2 separate regions of the Mus musculus genome follow, and region 2 is linked to region 1. The links are chromatin contacts, found by Hi-C or POLR2A ChIA-PET in ENCODE. All regions are on one chromosome and are shown on one strand. The core of a region is the stretch at or near the end of the contact, and the rest is flanking DNA. Distances in the headings are between cores, read along the strand shown.

Region 1 (7,440 bases), core at 3,634-6,133:
AATTAAAATACCTTTAAAAATTAAAAATTATAAACAGGCCAAAGTTTAAAAACAAAAACAAAAACAAAAAAAAACCAAAACAATACTCAGCCAGGCCTAGAGAGACCCTGTGTTGTGAGAAAAAGAAAGACAAAAAGACACACACGGACAGAAAGAGGGGGGTGGGTGGGGGCTGGAGAGATGGCTTAGTAATTAAGAGCACTGACTGTTCTTCCGAAGGTCCTGAGTTCAAATCCCAGCAACCACATGGTGGCTCACAACTACCTGTAATGAGATCTGATGCCCTCTTCTGGTGTGTCTGAAGACAGCTACACTTAATAATAATAATAATAATAATAATAATAATAATAAATCTTTGGGCTGGAGCAAGTGGGGCTGACCGGAGAGAGCAGAAGTCCTGAATTCAATTCCCATCAATCACATGATGGCTCACAACCATCTTCACAGCTACAGTGTACTCCTATACAGAAAATAAATAAAAATCTAAAAAAAAAAAAAAAAAAAGAAAGAGAGAGACAGACAGACAGACAAAGAGAAACACGGAAAACCTAAACCGTAACACCTGCCTGCCTATCATTTCTTTGCTTACAGGGAGATAAATCAGCCTCAACTCTCCACTCCAATGCTTCAACTTTGTTGTGAAGGAAAGAGAAGCTTGCATTATGCCTCGAGGCTAGTGACTGGGGACAGAGTGCCAGCCATTGAGATAAAAGGCAGGCAGAAGGGCTTGTGGGAAAGCCGGGTCAGTCCTAAAGCAGCTCAGGTGGGGCCGGAGAGATGGCTCAGTGGCTAAAAGCACTGGCTGCCTTCCCAGAGGACCAGAGTTTGACTTTCTGAAAGCACACTGCAGCCCACACCAGTCGTAACTCCAGTCTCAGGGGATCCGACACTCTTTTCTGACCTCTGCAGGCTCCAGGCATGCATTTGGTCCACAGATAACATAGAGGCAAGGAAATATCCATACACATAAAATAAAAAGATAATTAAGAGGTGCAGTGGGGCGCACACCTTTAATCCCAGTACCAGGAGGCAAAGGCTGGTAGATCTCTTGAGTTTGAAGCCAGCATGGTCCACAGAGTGAGTTCCAGGACAGCCAGGGCCACACAGAGAGACCTTGTCTCAGAAACCATTGCAGCAGCAGCAGCAGGTCTTCAGAGCGCCCCTTTGAAGCTAAGCAGATGTGCAGCTGATGGGACATAGATAGAGACAGGCAGACTCCATGGCCAACAAAGCGCTGTCTGGCAACATCAAAAGAGGAGAGCATTCCAGGCAGAGATTGTGAGGATCTCAGAGTTGAATTCACGGGCAGGTGTGTCTGGATGACACCCAGAGAACACCGGATCCACTGGTAACAGAGGCTCAGCCACGGTGACACTGCGGCCACGGAAGACAGCTTCAGAGACAAGAGGACAGGGAACAGACTGGGAAGAAACAGGGTCGCTAAGCTAAGAAGAGCCAGCCGAACAGTGTGCTGTCTGCCTTTTAGCTTCTGAGGACGAGACATCGCTTGAGGATGTTGTCGTTATCATCACATTTCGTGTATGTGGACATGTGTGTACATCTATACAATGCCATGACGTAGACTGTGGGGTGGCTGGGAGTTGGTTCTCTCCTTCCACTCTGTGCGTCACAGGATTTGAACTAGGGTCGTGAGACTCGACACCTTTACCCACTGAGCCGGCTCAGTGGCCCTGCACTTTATGAACTGGGGTCAGGACTCCACCGGGGTTGTGTGGAGGGAGTGGCTGCTAAAGCAAAACCTGAGTCTCTGGAGGACACACAGCAGGGGCGGGGTGGGGTTAGGAGGCTGGATTTCAGAGCCTGGAGGATTTCAGAGCTGGATTTCAGGCCACAGGTGTGAGCAGGAACCAGTGGGAAGACAGTTCTTAACCATTAGTCACACCTCTGAGGACAGACACATCCGCCCTTTTGTTCCAAAGTTGCCTAGTCAGTAAACAACCTAGGAGGATGAAGATGGCGCCTTCCTCTGGAGCAGGGGCACATTTTGGCCCGTTGAGGGGAGGGTAATAAGGCTCTCTCTGTCCAGCAAATGCACGTGTGCTCACAGCTGGCAGGTCATTCAGTATCACGCGTCCCTCTGTGCAGAGTTCTTGGTCTGTGCTGCAGGCTCCTTCACCTCTCTGCCTTATCCCGTTGGGCTTGCAGGCTCCTTCGCCTCTCTGCCTTATCCCGTTGGGCTTGCAGGCTCAGAGACCCAGCATGAGGAGGCCAATGCTGCCTATTTTGTAAATGACACTCTCATCCAGGAGTCTTGTCTTCTTGACCTGAGTCTTGAACCTGTGCCTGGCTAACCTGTCACCTGACCAGAGGGAAACATCTCAGTAGTGAGGGGCATGCAAGTTAAAACAGGTTTGCGCTTTCGTTTCTGAGACAGGGTCTCACTATGTAGCCCTGGCTGTCTTGGAACTCACTATGTAGACCAGACTGGCCTCTAGCTCTCAGAGATCTGCAGGTCTCTGCCTTCCAGCACTGAGATTAAAGGTGTGTGCCACTGTACCCGGGCTTTGTGGTCTTTATTTGATTGCTGTTTGACACAGGGTGTCTTAGTGTCATGTCTTTGCTAGGATAAAGTACCCTGAATAAGACCAAGGAAAAAACCTGGCTTCCAATCCAGGTTGCAGTACAGGACTGAAGGGAGCCAAGGAACCCGAAGCAGCTAATCTGAGACATTAACTCATGTGGACCAAGTCAAGGTCAGGCCGGGCTACAGAGCAAGTACCAGGCAAGCCAGGGCTACCTGTGTAGCCCTTGCCTCAAAAAAAGAAAGAAAAGAAAAAGGAAAAAAAAGCCAACCTGGATCTAGGCAAGCTCTGCTCCAGACTGATCCCATTAACAGTTAACAGTAACCACTGGGTGGAGTCTCACGTATCCCAGGCTGGCCTTGAATACTCTTAAGTAGGCAAGGATGTCCTTGAACTTCTAATCCTCTTGCCTTTCCCTGTACAGATGTATGCTACCATAACTGTGGTACTGGGGGTTGACATAGAGCTTTATGAGTTCGAGGGATGCATGCTACCAACTGAGCTAAATCCCCAGCCCGATGCTCACTCCTGTTGAAAGAATGGCAGAGACAAGAGAGAACTTGGCAGGATGTTCCAGAGTCACTAGGAAGCAGAACCGGAGCGGAAGCCAACCAAGACTTGGGCAATGGCTGGCGAGAAGTGAGCGGAGCTGGGTTTCTGGTGGTTCGGTTCTGTTTTGAAATGAGTGGGCACGTGGGGGCAGGGAGTGCTGCAGCGCAGATCCAAGCATGAATCTGTGTAGAACTTTGGTTGGGTGGAAAGCCAAGCCCGCAAGTGGATTTGTGCTGCTGCTGAGACAGCAGCACAAATTATGACCTGGAGAGCATAAGCTCCTGAGAAACCTGAGGTGTCAGGACAGACTGGATGGGAGGAGTGAGGATGCTTTGGTCCAGGAAGTGTTGCTATGGGACACTGTAAAAAAAAAAAAAACATAGACCTACATCATTAACATGGATGGGGGGCAACTCCCACGGAGGAGGAGAGAGCGAGCATCCCCAGGAAGGGAAGAAACTGTACAGGGTTAAGTAACAGCAATTTTGACAAAGGAAGAGCGCAAAGATTGAAAGGAAAAACTGGAAATCAGGGGCCATCAAAATGGCTCAGCAGATAAAGCCCAAGGTCCCGAGTTCAATTCCTGGGACAAACTTGGTAGAAGGAGAGAACGAGATCTTCTACAAATTACGTGTGCCTGCACATCAACAAGTGTATGGACATGGAGAATAAAACAAAACGTGAAAGCACAAATTCTTAGCTGTGGCCATTAGCACCACGACACTTTCAGCTCGGGAACAAAGGGCAGGATTGATTTGATTGGCTACACTCCAGGGACTCCGTCCTGGCCCACACAAGACTGGGTCGCAGACTGAAGAAGCTGCTCTTATCCACAGACCCAGGGTCTGACACTGGGCAGATACCAATTCGTGAACCCCAATTTTCTCAGCTATCAGACCAGATTAAAGCTTGGGGAGCCGAGGTCCACTCTCCCAGACTATACTGAAGAACACACCACCGATGGCTCACAGACAGAAAGGGCTCTGCTTCCAAAGAGCAGGCCAGTTTCCCCAGCCCCGGGCGATGTTGATGCTCCACCTCTCCCAGTCTCTCCGCCTCTCAGGCCAAGTCTGAGCAGCGCATGGAGAGGCCTGGCTTTTCTGCGTGTTGCCAAACAGAGAGGTAACAACCATCACCGCGGGCTCCCTGCGTGACGTCCTCCATCTCAATGGGTAGTCACCAAATAAACAGATGACAACCTAAGCCCCTTAGTGCACCCCACGGCCGGCGGCTCCCTACCTGAACCCTCCACCTTTAACCCCAAATCCAAGCTAAGGGGTTTCCTTCCATTATTTGAATATACTCTTCTGCAAGTACATAAGGTACAAGAGCCTTAACCCATCAAGTCCTCGGTCCTTGTGAGGGAGCCGGCCAGATTGTTTCACAGCTGCCAGCCACCGGCTTCTGGTCCAGAAACCTGGGGTGGACATCCCTAAGCGCACAGTGCTCAATCAGGGCAGCAGACAGCCTTGTCTCCTCGTGCCCTTCCCACCCTTCACTGCACATGCTTGCCCTGGACGGTGAGAACCGTACATCCCTGCCCGACTCTGGAATAGGTACATCCGGGGTGTGGCTCTCGTTGGAGAGCAGCCTCAGGGGTAGCCGCCATCGAAGTCCCCCGGGGACAGCCCTGGAACAGCGCTCGCGGCTCCAGCCATCCGCAGCTGCACGACGGCCTTAGAGACGCTCAGTCTCTGGAGTTGCTGCGACCTAAGGCCTGGCGAGGACACAGGGGGGAGCTGCAGGACCCGGAGGCGCGCGGCAGCCCGCCCTGGGCAGGGCGGGGCAGAGCAGGGCCGCCGCCTCCGCGGGTCCCACTGGGACGGTCCTCTCCGGCCGGGGGCTCGGTGAGCAGGGCGGCAGACGGGGCGCACCCCGGCCAGGCTCACATGGACCTCCCGCGCCGCTGGCTCTTTCGGATGTTGTTGCTCGTTGCCACCAGCTCTGGGATCCTCCTCATGCTGTACTCCTCGGCGGGGCAGCAGTCCCCTGAGACCCAGGTTCCCGCCAGGTAAGCGCTGCGGGGCGCTGCGCCCAGGGCGCGGGGAGGGCGTGCGCTCCCAGCTCTCCGGACGCCCGCGGACACCCTGGAGCGACTCGAAGCGGCGACGCGCCTTTTGCCGCCTTAATCTCAGGCTGCCTCCCGGACCCTGGGGCCTTTGCTCGGTCCGGAGCACGCTGGCGACCCTGGCGTTTTTGGTGAATTCCGTCCAGGCCTAATTGGGAAGCTCCCTGTTGCCACTTTCTTCCTGGATCCACTTTTAGGGTGGGGACTCAAGTCCCCTGTTTTTCAACTTTGTCCTTCTCTTCAGGTGGCCAGTCTCCTACTGCTTGGCTCACTCCTCACTCTGGACTCTGAGCTCAGGCCTACCTGCACCTGGCTCCCTTTTACCTGGATCTATTATTTGTTTGAGTAGTTAGCTTGATAAGCTCCATCTGGGCATGGCCCTGGGGAAATGCAAACTCCGTCTGGAAACACACAGAACTTGTTTTGAGCCTCCACCTGGCTCACTGAAGGAGCCTCGAGAGGGTTTAGCTTTATTTCGGGGAGGTGACCTAAGCCATACCTAGAATCTGGGCTTGGGCGAGGGGGTCCGGAAAAACGCACAGCGCAGCACGCAGCTTCTGCACACTCCTGAGCAAGCCTTGATGGGATGAGAACAAGTGGGTATCTAGTGTCTGGCTGAAGGACACACATCAGTCGCAAAATAACAAACCACTGAGTCTGGTCCCCTTAGCTGGCAGCGCTGAGGCTGGCAACATCCTAGAAAGGGCCTAACATGACTTCACACGGGAGGTCGGTTACAGTTGGATCACACCTCATCAGAGCTTTTCCTTTTTAAACAATATCGCTATTATTTCTTTTATTTTTGAGGTCATAAGTACTTGGTAGCCCCTTTTCTTTTCCTCCCTCTGAAGTCTCCTATATACTCCTCCTTGATGTTTCAAATTGCTGGCCCCCTTTTAAATTTTTAATTGTTGTTACATGCATATGTATATATGTACATATATGTATATACACACATATATAATGCATATATGTATATGTGAATACATAATATATACACATATACATACACACACATATATGTATGTATGTGTGTATATATATGTGTGTGTATATATATATATATATATATATACATATATATTCCTAAATATAGCCTGCTCAGTCTGTATAATGTAGTTTGTACATATGCTTTCAGGGCTGACCACTTGGTATTGGATAGCCAGCTGGCGTGCCCTCTCCTGTGGAAGACTGCCTCTGCCGCTCTCAGTGTTCTGAAGTTGACTGTAGTTCTTTGTGAAAGGGGTAAAAGCCCCAAGGTGTCTCCCTAGTGCATCTGGCAAAACCTTTTTCCTTCTCAGGAGAACTTTCTTCCTTTCAAAATCTGATTTGAGGGCTGGGGATATAGTTCAGTTGGTAGAGTGTTTGCCTTCCATGGATGAAGTCTTGGGGTTTGGTACCCAGTACTAAAACTAAGACAACAACCCCTGACAACATCTGCTAGGAACTGAAAGCCTGTCCTTTTCCTTGTTTTTGCTGGGGTTTGCTACAGTACAGTAAAACCTGGGTGTGAGGGAGGAAGGGGCAGGTTAGGGTTCAACCTGGCTGTAGGAGGAGGGTAGGTAGTCCAGCAAGGTAAGTGGCTTTCTGAGTATGGCCAGAAGATGAGCATCCTTGTGATCAGGGCCAAGTGACAGTCAGGTAGGAGAGAGGCTGGGCCTGCAGTGTCCAAGGGGGCTCTCACTGCATCTTAGGGGGGATCTAGCCATCTATTCACAGAGAATTCTCCGATCTGGGAACTTTTTAAAATTTTTGTAGCCAATGTTTTAAAATTAAATTTGTTCTTTGAAGTTTTCATATGTCACCAGGGCAGTGGTGGCGCACGCCTTTAATCACAGCACCCAGAAGGCAGAGGCAGGTGGATCTCTGAGTTCCAGGCCAATCTGGTGTACAGAGTGAGTTCCAGGACAGCCACCGCTACACAGAGAAACCTAGTCTTGAAAAACCAGGAAATAAAAAAAAAGAAAGACAATTCTATCCTTGAATATAACGTAATCTAATCACTCTTTCCCCTCCTCCTCCCGCTCTTAGGTCCCACTCATCCCCACCACTGTCACGCAGACGAATGAACACATTCACACACAGCGCACATAGACACACACACTCTATGCTTATTTTAAAAATTAAGTTAAATATATGTGGGTTTACTTTGTTTCTTCATTGTGAGACAGTACGTAGCTCATAAAACTCAAACTGGCCTCAGACCTGCTATGTAGCAGAGGGTGGCCTTGAACTCGTGATCCTCCAGCTTCTGCCTCTAGAGTGCTAGAATTACAG
Region 2 (7,440 bases), core at 1,380-3,879, 150 kb before region 1:
ATACTGAGGGGTGGAGGCAAGAAGAATGAAGAACACTAGAAAATGAATGATGGAAAAAGCCAGAGAAACATTGTTTTGTTTACTGTACTTATGCACTTGATGTAAATGAAGTCCCGGGGCAAAAATACAGACCAGATGGAAGATTCAGCAGTTCAAAGCTTCCCACTCTTCATTTTCGAGAGGAAGTCACTGTGTTGTGACTGTGCAGACTATGTTGGCCTCAAACTCCAGTGATCCTCTTGCCTCTGCCTTTTGAATGCTGGGATTAAAGGAGGGATTAAGGGCATGGGCCATCAATTCCAGCAAAAAATTAATCTGTAAATAAAAAAATAAAGCAGGGGATGGTGGTGCATGGCTTTAATACACTTGAAAGGCACAAGTGGGCAGGCCAGCCAGAACTCCATAATGAAATCCAGTCTCAAAAAACAAATATCAGTACCTAAGCATGAGACCCTGACTTAACATATGTCTATAACACAATGGATTAGGCTTTGAGTACAATAAAGGCCCAGAGAAGGATGTTTCTAGAAGAAATGCAGATTTGTGTATAAAAACCCCGGGGTTCTTTACTCATATTGAGTGTCTTTACTCCCTAAATTTGGAAGGAAATTCAAGAGTTTTTGACATGAAGACATTTGGAAGCTACAGAAACAAGTTGTTTTGGTCTGCCTCTTATGTGTTTTCCCCTGTAACACTGACCTGCTGAGAAAGGACAAACTAAAAACAAGGAGGACATGGGAAAGTCAAGATCTCATCCCTAAGACTAGTCTCTCACCAAGTGAGGATCAAATTTTAGTACAACTAACAAAATTCACCGTGACATTTGTCTACAGAGGAGCAGAGTTCTTTATATTGACATATTTCAAACCAGAATGTTCTATGGTTTTATTTACTAAAACAAGTTTCTTAGAAATTCCTGAAACAGCCGGGCGTGGTGGCGCACGCCTTTAATCCCAGCACTCGGGAGGCAGAGGCAGAGGCAGGTGGATTTCTGAGTTCGAGGCCAGCCTGGTCTACAAAGTGAGTTCCAGGACAGCCAGGACTATACAGAGAAACCCTGTCTCGAAAAACAAAACAAGACAAACAAACAAAAAAATTCCTTAAACAATTTAACTCCAGATGTTACCAAATCATTCATATGGCTATTAAGACACTCAAGTGCAGTATTCTGACTTATGAAGTCTGTACCCCATGCCTTCTTGTCCTTTTCCTAGTTGTCTATTAATGCCCAAACTTAAAAAGATCCAGGTTATTAGTATCTTCCAACTCTGCTTCACGCTTATTTGTCCTGAAATATTTCTCTGTAGTACACAGCCAAGAATCTCTTCTCTAATGTTAGAGGCTGCTGGGAGGGCGGAGGAATACACCTTTAATCCCAACACTCCAAAGGCAGAGGCACGGTGAACCCTGAGTCCAGACTGGTTCACAGAATGTGTTCCACAATAACCAGGGATACATAGAGAGACCCTGTCTCAAAACAAAATCTCTGCTTCACTTGTGTAGAAGTCTGGGAAAAAAAACAAACAAACGAGGACTGCTACAGGTGGCAGCATTGTATAGCAGAAGGCTATACCTTCTGCTCCCCTTACTATTGCCAGGGACACCTACCTACCTATGGTCCAGCTGCCTACATTACAACACGAAAATCCTTTGTAAAACCCGACTACCTGGGAAGAGTTAGTCAGTTTTAGAGTAGCTATGAGCTCGGAGGGAACAAGCCAGTGCCGATGTATAAAATTTTATTGGGGTGTTGGAGACAGGAATCCCTGGTCCCAAAATTTAAACAGCAAAGATTACGGGGTTTGGGATAAACTCAAAAGCACAACTATCATCTATCGTGTATGGATCTTGGATTCGAGCCCCGGCACTGTTTAAGCCAGCATGGTGGCGCACACTCCTAACCCTAAGAAGCGGGAAACGGGGGTTCAAATTCAAAGCCTGCCTGAGCTCAGAAATAAAACAGAGAGTTAGGGCTACCACTCAGTGGCGGAGCACTTGCCTAACAGGCAGAGGTTCAATCAAGAGTACCCGGAGGTTTGGTGGGGAGGGGGGCAGGCCGTGTTAGATATACTGACAGATGCTTTCAAAAGAGTACAAAGTTAGCATCACAGGACAAGACAGCCACTTTCCTGGTGGAATTCAGTGAACTTCCTGGCACTGTCCCTAAATGTGTCACTGGAGCGCACTTAACCCCTCACCGGGCTTCACACCAGACCTGGTGCTAATGAACGAAGCCGAGAACTGAAGGACAACCCACTCCCGCTCCAAACAGGGGGCTCCCACGTGGGTGCCGCCGCACGCACCTGCGGGACGCGGACCTCCAGCACCGCCCGATTGCCTCCGGGAACTGGCTCCTCCCGGAACCGAAAGAGCTGGGTCCCGGCCATGAGGCCGGGCTCGCACGTAGGGGAGTCCAGGGACGCCGGGTCAGGAGGCGGTGCCCAAGGAGCGCGGGGCCGGACACTGTCCATGGCAAACACAGGAAGCCGGAGGCCGCAGCGGGCCCGGCCGGAAGGAGACCGCAGGGAAGCGACGCGCAGACGGAAGTGTTGCGTAGGCCAAAGCAGGGAGGGGCAGGGCGTCGGCGACGCGACCTTCCCAACATGGCGCCCAATTGGCGTGCATGAAGGCGGGTCTGGCAGGTCGCTGAGGCCAATGGCGGACCGCATGAGGCGGTGGGGCGGGGAGGAAGGCCGCTGTTCGCCCAACCCAAAGCTCCGGTGGCGGCTGAGGAGTGAATCTTCTGGAAGGCGACTTTAAAGGCGCCGGGCCGGAGCGAAGGGCGTCTCGGGGCCGCGCCAGCCAGGGAGGGAGGGCGCGTTTGGTGGCAGGAAACGCGAGCCGCGTCGGGGTCGGGGCGGAACCGGACGGCGAGCGGCTCACGATGAACCACAAGAGCAAGAAGCGCATCCGCGAGGCCAAGCGAAGTGCGCGGCCGGAGCTCAAGGACTCGCTCGACTGGACCCGGCACAACTACTACGAGAGCTACCCGCTGAACCCCGCGGCCGTGCCGGTGAGCGGGGCGCGGGACCCCACACGACGGCTGCCCGCCTTCCGAGGGCCGCTGGTCCCCCGATGGGGCCCCGCAGCCCGGCTGTCAAAACTCGCTCGGTCGTGGGAGCTTCGGGCCCCTCCCTCCCGTGAAGGGGTGGCTCCGGGTGCGACGTGCTCGCCCGCACGCACGTGGGCCTCCTTCCGTCCCTCCGGCCCCCTGGAGGAGCAGAGGCTCGCTCGTTCCTTGCTCGTGTGTGCCATTGCTCACGGGTGTCTTTGCTAATTGGCCCTGTGGGACACCTTTATCCGCCACTGGACTTGTTCCAGTGTCCTAACGGGACAGGTCTTTTGTTGTTCCCGCAGGATAACGTGGAGAGAGCTGATGCCTTACAGCTGTCGGTGAAAGAGTTCGTGGAGCGCTACGAGAGGCCTTACAAGCCCGTGGTTCTGCTCAATGCACAAGAGGGCTGGTCCGCACAGGAGAAATGGACTCTGGAGCGCCTCAAAAGGAAATACCGGAACCAGAAGTTCAAGTGCGGCGAGGATAATGACGGCTACTCGGTTAAGATGAAGATGAAGTACTACATCGAGTACATGGAGAGCACCCGCGATGACAGTCCCCTTTACATCTTCGATAGCAGCTATGGCGAACACCCCAAAAGAAGGAAACTTTTGGAAGACTACAAGGTGCCCAAGTTTTTCACAGATGATCTTTTCCAATACGCGGGGGAGAAACGCAGACCCCCTTACAGGTAAATTATTTCACGTTAAGTTTTCAAAAACCATGGACAGTGACAGGCAGTGGTATTTTTGTAAGGCCAGCCTGGGCTACAGAATGAGTTCCAGGACAGCAAGGGCTACACAAAGAAACCCTGTCTCTGGATAAACACACACAAATCCGCAAGCCTGTTAGCAGAACTCTGTCTAACCTTGTAAAAGCAATGAAAGTCTTCCCTACACATTGACCTGTTTATAGTCCTACTTCGGAAGAAGGATTCCATGGGGGTGGGGGGGTGGGGAGGCATCTGGATTCCTCCAGGGCATTTTTTTTTTTTTAAATAAAACTTCATGCATGTATATGTTTTACCAGTCTCTGCCTGTTGGTTGAGGTCAGAACCTCAGGAGCTGCAATTATGGATAGTTGTGAGCCATTGGGATCATGTGAGGTGCTAAGAATTGAACCTTGGTGCTTTGAGGAATTGAGTGCTTCTAACCTGAGCCGTCTCTGCCCAGCCCCAGGTCATTTTAGTGCAACCATTGCTTTATCAAGGAAGTTTTATTTCTATTTTTACAAGTGTGGTTTCTTATACTGACTCTTTGTAACTCACTGTGTTACCAGGTTGACCTTAAACTCACAGAGATCTGCCTTCTAAGTGCTAGACATTAAAGATGTTCAATATTGCACCAGGCTTGGTTTGGGTGTTTTGAGATAGGGGTCTCTGTGTAGCACTGGTAGGCTTTGAAATTAAGATCCATCTGTGTCTGTCTCCAGGATGTTGGTATTAAGAGCTTGGGCTACCACACCTAGTGGATCAATAAAAGTCCAGCAGTAATTTGCATCAGTCCATTATTTTTTCTGTTAGACGTCAGTTCATATATAGTTCACTTAATATTGTATATCAGAATGTAGAGTCTCTGAAGACAGCATGCATGATTGTGTATTATAGAGACTTCTATGTCACACGCATTTCAGATTACCTCTCATGGCTTCATGCTTGCATCCTGTAGGTGGTTTGTGATGGGGCCACCGCGTTCTGGAACTGGGATTCACATCGACCCTCTGGGGACCAGTGCCTGGAATGCCTTAGTTCAGGGTCACAAGCGGTGGTGCCTCTTCCCAACAAACACACCCAGAGAACTCATCAAGGTGACCCGAGAAGAAGGAGGGAACCAACAGGATGAAGCAATTACCTGGTTTAATGTCATCTATCCCCGGACACAGCTTCCAACCTGGCCACCTGAATTCAAACCCCTGGAGATATTACAGAAACCAGGAGAAACTGTCTTTGTACCAGGTATAGATGAGCTAGAAGAAACTATACCTGTTCGTCCCAGCTCCGACTGGTCCGGACTTGTCCTGTATTGCCATTTTGGAGTAGAATCATAGAATGAGACAGAAGGGCCCTTTTTATCTGTTGGGTGTGTGCACTCCCTCCTGTGGCGACAGAGTTAGGGACTCAAGTCCAAAGGGAGAGAGAGCACCTCCATGTCCCACATGCCTGTGTCCAGTAGTAGGCCAGGTTCTGCCTGCTTTCCCTGGCTTTTTGCTGGAGTGAGTGCAGAACTGGATAGATGCAGTTTCAGCAGTGAGAGTTTCAAGGCTAGGGGTCCTCCTAGAACCTTTGCTTTTGCAGTGTTGGTCACAGCTGGCTTCCCAGGAGGCAGACAGTCTGTGTCACCATTGCTCGCTCGGCTCTGCCTTCCAGGGCCCATTCCCAGTGGAGAGAGAGCACAGGCCGGCCTGTGCTGAGTTGGCCCCCAGGGTGTCTGCATCTGCAGGGCTGATCGTCACTGAATTCTTCATTTGTTGGATTTCAGGGGGCTGGTGGCATGTTGTCCTCAACCTTGACACCACCATTGCCATCACCCAGAACTTTGCCAGCAGCACCAACTTCCCTGTTGTGTGGCACAAGACGGTAAGAGGGAGACCAAAGTTATCAAGGAAGTGGTATAGGTGAGAAACCGTTTATTCCCTCTGCTTTGTTCCAGCTTTTTCCCCAAAGAGGAAAAGGGAAGCGGTCCCTGCTGCCATGTTGTGTGTGGGGACAGCCGGGCCTTACCGACCTGTGGGTAGAAAGGGCCCAGGTCAGAGCTAGTCGGCAGGGGGTCTGCTAGCCTCCAGGTGGCATCGTGCTTGGGTACGTGCGGCTGGCTCTGCATGTGTGGCCAACATCACAGTCAAGACATGGTCACGATTGGGATTGTTTCTTATTTTGTTTTCGTGCTGTTTTCTTCTTTTTTCTTATTCTTTTTATTCTTATTCGTTTGTTTGTTATTTTTAAACATAAAAGCTAGCACTAGCCAAAACAACAACAACAACAAAAGCCTTTGTTGAGGTTTTTATTTTCCCTGGAAGCATTCATTTGAACTTAGTACCTTCAGTTCATGTGAGGCAACTGGCCTGGAGACTTAGCTCCTCTGTTTATCCACAGAACAGATACAGCACGGGCAGCGGCAGTGCAAGCCACCCCCAGCCACCCCGTGCCACTGTGTCCCAACCCTGACCTGGAGGGACCAGCTCTCGGGGTAAGAGAGGGATTCTGGCTTGCTCAGTGCGCTGCCTCCCTGCTGAGAGGCCAGCAAGGGTGGTGGCTGCTATTCCCCTGACTCTCGGGCATGAGGTCTACTTACTCTGCCCTGTAGGCCACTGTGCTGCAGAGAGGCCACTCCAAGGCCACAGCATACAGCAGGTCCTTTGTCGCTGGTCACAGTGGATGCCAGGTTAGGTTGCTGCTGGGGAGGGCTACTGCTATTAGTCAGCTCAGTTTCTCTTCTGAGTGAAGGGGTGGTCTCTTTGTGTGACAGCTTATTTCTTATGACTCTAATTATCTCTGCTCTTACTAGTATAATCTAACCAGCTCCCAACCCCCCTCACTAGCACTGTGCTTTGGGAAGGAAAGGCTTTTTTCAAAAAAAAAAAAAGGAAAAGGAAAATGAGCCAGAAAAGGTTTAGGGAGAAAAGTAGGAAAGGGGCTGTTTGTCTCAAGGCAAGAACCTTAAGGACCTCGGCCTCCAGAGGTGTGTGGCTGGTGCTCACAGGCGCGTGGCTCTAGAATGTTGTTTTCCTTCAGCGAGTGTGGACAGCCTGTGTGGTCTGTCCCAGCCCAGTGGTGCCACCTGGAGCCACTTCCAGGTGCTGTAAGCAATGGAGGCCTTCTCTCTGAGTCCATGTCACCGTGAGCGGGTGCTGCCAGCAGCTGTCACAGCCCTGAGAACATTGCCTCTTGCCCTTCAGGATCTTGAAACAGGAGCACCCTGAGCTGGCAGTCCTGGCCGACGCAGTTGACCTCCAGGAGTCCACAGGCATTGCCTCTGACAGCTCCAGCGACTCTTCTAGCTCCTCTAGTTCCAGCTCGTCAGACTCGGACTCAGAGGTGAGGCCCTCGCCTGCCTAGGCCCCTGAGTTCAAGGGCAGCGGAGCGAGCGCAGTGTCCTCACTCAGGACAGGTGCCGCCCTTCCCATGATGGCACCCATTTACAGCGGCTCACACATGTGAGCTTGTCTGCTGCAGAGGTGCCCCGGTGTGTGAAGGTTTGTGACACGGTGGCCTTGGGATCACAGGGATTAGAGTCTATTCTGACCACGCACGAAGCCCCGGGTACAAATTTCCCTGTGGATGGTAATACGTAAGTCTAGAAACAGGCAAACCCGGTGACCTGCTTTAGTTAACAGCAGCTCAAGGTGGTCTGCCATGACAGAGGGATTGCTGCTAGCACCACTTGCTA

Evidence for each region. Hi-C counts contacts between places; a loop is a spot of excess contacts on that map. ChIA-PET counts read pairs that join two places held with the same protein, here RNA polymerase II (POLR2A).
Region 2: POLR2A ChIA-PET joins it to region 1 with 13 read pairs in Patski. The contact joins the promoter of Jmjd6 here to the promoter of St6galnac2 in region 1. A Hi-C loop is called at or near these places in 1 of 37 maps with a recorded cell type or tissue (T-helper 2 cell). POLR2A ChIA-PET finds 5 or more read pairs at or near these places in 4 of 5 experiments (Patski and embryonic stem cell).

What each region holds. Positions count from the first base shown.
Region 1 is chr11:116,692,103-116,699,542 of GRCm38, reverse strand. It overlaps St6galnac2 (ST6 (alpha-N-acetyl-neuraminyl-2,3-beta-galactosyl-1,3)-N-acetylgalactosaminide alpha-2,6-sialyltransferase 2), which reads left to right and starts at 4,883. Exons shown (of 9, transcript NM_009180.3): 1 at 4,883-5,106. The coding sequence starts at 4,985.
Region 2 is chr11:116,838,638-116,846,077 of GRCm38, reverse strand. Jmjd6 (jumonji domain containing 6) reads left to right here and starts at 2,629. Exons shown (of 6, transcript NM_033398.3): 1 at 2,629-3,013; 2 at 3,358-3,746; 3 at 4,723-5,009; 4 at 5,533-5,668; 5 at 6,950-7,088. The coding sequence starts at 2,885. It overlaps Mettl23 (methyltransferase like 23), which reads right to left and starts at 2,563. Exons shown (of 5, transcript NM_028865.3): 1 at 2,304-2,563. The coding sequence starts at 2,471.